Regions from separate parts of the Homo sapiens genome. Here region 2 is linked to region 1. Evidence: chromatin contacts called from ENCODE Hi-C or POLR2A ChIA-PET data. All regions are on one chromosome and are shown on one strand. The core of a region is the stretch at or near the end of the contact, and the rest is flanking DNA. Distances in the headings are between cores, read along the strand shown. Region 1 overlaps SFRP5 (secreted frizzled related protein 5). Region 2 holds the start of PI4K2A (phosphatidylinositol 4-kinase type 2 alpha).

Evidence for each region. A loop is a pair of places that touch in the nucleus more often than their neighbours do. ChIA-PET counts read pairs that join two places held with the same protein, here RNA polymerase II (POLR2A). Pooled maps may share reads with other maps.
Region 2: a loop to region 1 is called in a pooled map, with 2.4 times the contacts of the local background. The contact joins the promoter of PI4K2A here to the enhancer-like site in region 1. A Hi-C loop is called at or near these places in 1 of 50 pooled maps. POLR2A ChIA-PET finds 5 or more read pairs at or near these places in 3 of 52 experiments (HEK293, HEK293T and Panc1).

What each region holds. Positions count from the first base shown.
Region 1 is chr10:97,763,943-97,766,825 of GRCh38, forward strand. SFRP5 (secreted frizzled related protein 5) reads right to left here. Exons shown (of 3, transcript NM_003015.3): 3 at 2,809-2,883. Among named protein-coding and RNA genes, the nearest start is that of SFRP5, 6.6 kb to the right of the region's middle. RefSeq lists an enhancer at 510-804. Within about 2 kb of position 1,441, at least 2 of the 41 ENCODE cell types and tissues checked have a DNase peak (open chromatin) inside an H3K27ac peak, as active enhancers do.
Region 2 is chr10:97,638,838-97,641,924 of GRCh38, forward strand. It overlaps PI4K2A (phosphatidylinositol 4-kinase type 2 alpha), which reads left to right and starts at 1,834. Exons shown (of 9, transcript NM_018425.4): 1 at 1,834-2,340. The coding sequence starts at 1,906. RefSeq lists silencers at 576-759, 1,924-2,153.

The DNA of each region.
Region 1 (2,883 bases), core at 191-2,690:
AAGAGAAAAGATCATATGCAAAAGTTTTGAGTAGTGCCTGCCACCCATCATGGCCTTGATATTTATTGATATTGGCTTGATACTGGCTTACACCACCACCTGTATTTCTGAAGCAAAACCCCAAATGTAGGTTCTAGCTCTCTTCTGAAAGTAGCGTTCTGGCTTTTAGATAAGATACTCTTGTCTTTTCCCTGCCTTCCTGCCGATATTGTTTCTTAGTTGATTAATCAATCAATTAGGAATTTTACTGAGCACCTATTATGGACAGGCACTGCTAGGTCATGGCTTTTGGTTAATAAAAATAGTCATTACCATTTAATGGACATCTACATGCTGTGCGTTGTACTTTTCATGCATTTTCCCACTTAACCCTCAGCAACCCTGTGAAATAGACATTTTTACTCCATTTTACAGCTGGGCACTATTCCCGATGTCACGCAGTCACTAAGTCACAGGATTAGAAGCCAGGACTGGACTGTATCTGCCTCTTCTCACCCCAACACGGAGTGTTCAGCTGCCTCCTCCCCTGTCTGTCCTGTTCTTTATTAGAACTCTGATTTTGTCCCCAGCTGAAAAAGCTTGACTTCCTTTGCTGTCTTGCACCTAGGGGTGGCCATGTGACTTAGTTTTGGCCAGTGAGCTAGAAGTGGAAATCTACTAGGTGGGATTGCTGGGGAAATTTCTGTTTTCCTGATCAAAGGGGCCAGAGGCAGCTGACAAGCTGTGCTCCTCGCCCTTCCCCGCCTTGCTGTCTGGAATGTGGTGGAGAAGTTGGAAGGAGGCATTGTCTATAACCACGAGAGCAAACGTCACCCCATGGCAGAGCAGGAAGGCAGTTGGACATAGACCTCCCACCTGTCCACCTCCACCCCTCTTGTGTGGAGAAGCTGGGGTTTCGGTTCCTGGGGTTTCTGTTATGTGTGGTTGGGGGCCGCATCGTTCACTGCACCCAGGTGCTCTTGGGGCAGCACAGCTGCTGGGTCTCCAGCCAGCGGGAGGGAGTCTTGTGTGACTGAAGGGAATGAAGGGTGGGGCTCAAGCCTGGAAGGACCTCCCTGGTCTTTGGGAAGATTCTTCTTGGTCCCAGAAAAGAGATTCTTGGCGAGTCTGACAGCAGATGTTGGGGGACAGCAGATGTTTCAAGCTGGGCCCTGACCCCTTGTGGGGGTAGAGGAGTGCCTTCCTGGGCTTCACGGGATGGGCTAAGGGAGTCCTCCCCTCGCCCTGCTGCCCCACAGCTGCCAGCATCTGGCAGAAGTCAGTGTAGTACTTCAGCCAGGGCAGACCCAGTCCTGTGTGTGCCATGGAAAATCATCCCTGGTCCTGGTTGACCACAGAAGTGTCCGTAAACATTTGGTCAGGGTAGGAGGCTGGGAGACAAGGCGCAGATTCAGGGAGCCAGGTGCACTGGGCAGGGTTTGGGCGCGGATGGGTGAGGGAGGAGCAAGGCGGCCTGTGCAGCTGTTGACCTGCGGCGAGGCCACCTGCCTGCCCGGGGTGATTTATGGGCGCGCTGTCGGACCACCTGCTAGCCAGACCTCAGGCGAATGTGCGCTCATGGCCCACAGAAGAACTCAGCCCCTGGCCCCTCTGGAGTCATTTCCCTGAGGTGACGTTCACCTCTGGGAGCGGAAGCCAAGGCTTTCCTCAGTTCCAGAGAATGAGGCTCCTTTGTCTTGGAGGAACACCAGGCCTTGACTGGACAGCATCCCAGCTTTACCCCCACCGGTGGGGAGAGCCCCTCAGGGGGTGCCCCTAGCCCCCTGCTCTAGGTACATCTGGCATCTGCTGACAGACCCCCCCAGGGAGCTCCTTCCTGGCACTGCCCTGTCCATAGTCTGCCCATTAGAGTGGGGGTGGCTTCTCGCCTCCCAAGCTGTCTCCCCTCCCTGTCCATCTACCTCAAGGCAGCAGCCCCCATCTGCTCTGAGCCCACTGGGGCACCCCCTCAGCCCCTTGCCCTCTCCCTGTCTCAGTTGTCACCTTATCTAGATAGTAGTTCTCAATCCTGGCTACACATCACCCCAGGGAGCATCTAAAAACACCAACTCCTGAACACCCTATAGAGATTCTGATTTAATTGCATTAGAGTAGGGTGCAGGATTCTATAAAAGCTCCCTAGATGATTCTAATGTTTATGTGTTCAAATGCAGATTCAGATACAGCAGGTCTGCATTTCTTTGTTGTTGTTGTTGAGTTAGGGTCTCACTGTGTTGCCCAGGCTGGTCTTGAACTCCTGGGCTTAAGGGATCCTCCCGCTTCAGCCTCCCAAGCTGCTGGAATTATGGGCATGAGCGACCGCACCCCCGGCCAGATGCTGTCTTTCTAACCAGCTCCCAGGTGATGCTCATGCTGCTGGACCAGGGACAGGTAAGGAGCAGTGCCCGCGGTGTGTGAAAGCCGAAGGGGAGGAGTGACACGTCTTCGGCCTCAGGCTTTTCACGATAGTTCCCTGTGGCCCCACCTTCTTGGACTCCTCTGATCAGGCCCTGACCTCCTCGGGGAGCTGCTGCAGGACCATGGGAGTCTTCTGACTGTGGGAGAAGCTGGGAACTTGGCACCTCCATTCCTCCTCAGGGACAAAAGAACGGCCATCTCCATCCCTCACTTAGCGGTCAGAATGACAGGGTGACCCTTGCTATGTACTACAAAAACACAGGCCTTGCTTTTCTTAGGCATTCCAAGGAGGTCTATGTGGCCAGGCCATGGGTTAAGATAAGGGCTTCTTTTTGAAGCTCCATTCTAAACCTCCCTCTCCCCCCACCTCTTGGGAACCAGCTGACAAAGAAACCACCTGGTCCAAACCAGTTATTGTTTTCTTTGATTTAATTAAAAAGTTAAAAAAATTAGAAAACCCAACCCTGCATGTATTGGTTGTCTAGT
Region 2 (3,087 bases), core at 584-3,083, 120 kb before region 1:
GGACCATATTTTTCTTCAATTAACAAATAAGCATTGAGCAGCTGGGCCAGGCACAGTGTAAGATATTAATTGGCTATGTATTATTCTTTGTATCACAAGTTTGTATCTTCACAGGAACTTGAAGATAATGGGTGAGGCAGCGAGTCAGGAATAAAATGTCTTAACAATTGCCCCTGGGTTTTCCTAGGAACTCCTTAAAAAAATTAATTTTTAAAAAATAGATGGAGTCTTGCTATGTTGCCCAGGCTGGCCTTGAATTCCTATAAGGTTGAGAAGGAAAGATAGCTTAGAGCAGTCTGAGCTCTGTGTGATGTATGCACAGTCTATTGGCTCAAAGACATGAGTATGGGACTTCAGTCATGCCTTCCACACCCACACTCTGGGGCAATGGTTTCTTTCTTTCTTTCTTTCCTTTCTTTCCTTCCCTTTCTTTTCTTTATTTCTTCCTGCCCCTCTCCCTCTCCCTTTCTTTCTTTCTCTTTCTCTCTTTTTCTTTCTTTCTTGACAGAGTTTCTCACTGCAACCTCTGCCTCCTGGGTTCAAGCGATTCTCCTGCCTCAGCTTCCCGAGTAGCTGAGATTATAGGCATGTGCCACCATGCCCGGCTAATTTTGTATTTTTAGTAGAGACAGGGTTTCTTCATGTTGGTCAGGCTGGTCTTGAACTCCCGACCTCAGGTGATCCGCCTGCCTCAGCCTCCCAAAGTGCTGGGATTACAGGCGTGAGCCACTGTGCCTGGCGGGTTTTTTTCTTTTAAAAATTTTTTATTTTTTGGCTGCACTGTGGGTGGTTCACACCTGTAATCCCCCAGCACTCTGGGAGACTGAGGGAGGAGGATCGCCTGAGGCCAGGAGTTCAAGACCAGCCCAGGCAACATAGAGATAACCTAACTCTAAAAAAATAATAATAATATTTTAAAAAGAAATCTTCAGGGCTTCCTAGGAAAACCTGGAGGCAATTGTTAAGACATTTTATCCTGACTGGCTACTTCACCCATTACCTTCAAGTTCCTGCGAACTTGAAGTGTAACCTGACATTGTTACATCTACATTGGAAGTATGTTAGGTCAACTGAGATACGAATTTGGGATACAAAGTACAATGTATAGCCAATCTATAACTTGTTATTTTAATGTAAATTCTTGGTAAACAAGTTAGGAACTGCCTCTTTTCCTTTAAAAACCTACTTCCAGGCCAAGCGCAGTGGCTCACACCTGTAATCCCAGCACTTTGGGAGGTCGAGGTGGGCAGATCACTTGACCTCTGTCGTTTTTTTTTTGGAGACTGATCACTCTGTCTCAAAAAAAAAAAAAAAACAAACCCAAAAAACAAACCCCCCGCCCCAAAAAAAACGTTTCATCGAGGTAGAGCAGCAGCTTTGTTTCTTTGCTTCACTGCTGTCTCCCTAGCACTTAGAACATAGTACGTGCTCAATAAATGAATGAGTGCCTGACTGAATGAATGAGGATACATAGATGAGATTCCTCCAATCTCACAGCCGGTTCAGAGTAGGCACTCAATGAGTGACTGACAGGATAGTTGCTGTTTTGAAAGCGCCCAAGTCCAGTAAGCCAATTGGAAGCTAAGCGTGGCGCTGGTATAGTAGGGGCAGGGGGCGTGCCTGACCCAAGGTTGGGTCCTGGAGCATGCGCAGTCTTCACAGAAGGTGACGGGGAGAAAAATGCGGAGGCAGCGATTGCGTAGGAGCAGGTTCTGATTGGCTACTGTTCGCGCGCGAGGGGCCGTGCCTATTCGTAGCCAAGTAAACAGGGCAGGTTAGAGGCGGGGCCAAGGAGGCGTCGCGACCTGGTTGGCCGGCCGGGGCCTGGGGGATGTCACGGATTGGTCGCGGCCGCGAGCGCAGTGGTGTGGAGCGCGCCGGGTCCCGGAGCCGGCTGTCTGAGGGATGGACGAGACGAGCCCACTAGTGTCCCCCGAGCGGGCCCAACCCCCGGACTACACCTTCCCGTCGGGCTCGGGCGCTCACTTTCCGCAGGTGCCCGGGGGCGCGGTCCGAGTGGCGGCGGCGGCCGGCTCGGGCCCCTCTCCGCCGGGCTCGCCGGGCCACGACCGCGAGCGGCAGCCACTGTTGGATCGGGCCCGGGGCGCGGCGGCCCAGGGCCAGACCCAAACCGTGGCGGCGCAGGCCCAGGCTCTGGCCGCTCAGGCCGCGGCGGCAGCCCACGCCGCTCAGGCCCACCGCGAGCGGAACGAGTTCCCGGAGGATCCTGAGTTCGAGGCGGTGGTGCGGCAGGCCGAGCTGGCCATCGAGCGCTGCATCTTTCCCGAGCGCATCTACCAGGGCTCCAGCGGAAGCTACTTCGTCAAGGACCCTCAGGGGGTGAGTGCGGGGGTGGGGACCGCCGCCGCGGGCTGAGGGCCGGCGGCGCTCCTGGGGAGTTGGGGGCTTCGCACAGCCAGAGGGAAAAGGGAGAAACTTCACAGTACCAGCCCCTGGCAGGATTTAGGGATGCCACTGAGGACTGGAGCTGGGGACGCTCTGCGGAATGGAGAAATAAATCAGAACCTACTTGGTGGGGGAGGAGTGAGCGGAAAATGAAAAGAGGAAATTGACCAGATACGGGCCGGGGGCTCAGCGGTGTGGTGGGGCAATCCGCCGCTGGACAGAGACTGCTTTCTAGTAGGGTACTTAGCTTCACACTACTGGGACAGCTATTCGGCCGCCGACTTGCAGATTTGGGGCTTTAGGCCTGTTCTCTCTTTTTGGACCGACCGAACCAGTGTGTCGCTGTTCACGGAGGAGGATGGGTGACCTATCAGGGGATCTGAGAATTCAGTTCCAGCCTTCTATGTTGTGGGGGATGTCCCCTGCCACCGTCCCAGCTCTTATTAACAGACGTTGAAGAAAGAATGGGCGGACTCACCAGTTTCATCTGCCCTGGGTATTGCTCACTTCTGGGAAAGGGTTCAAATACTTTTTGACGACTCCAAAGTTTAGATAGAACTTGGAGTTTTAGAAACATGGGGCCATCAGCTACTTTTTCTTTCATTTCTCTCCCAGGGCTATCAACAGCCTGCTTTTCAACTAAGGCAGAGCGTTTGCCGACCTTTATTTTGTCCCCTGCCT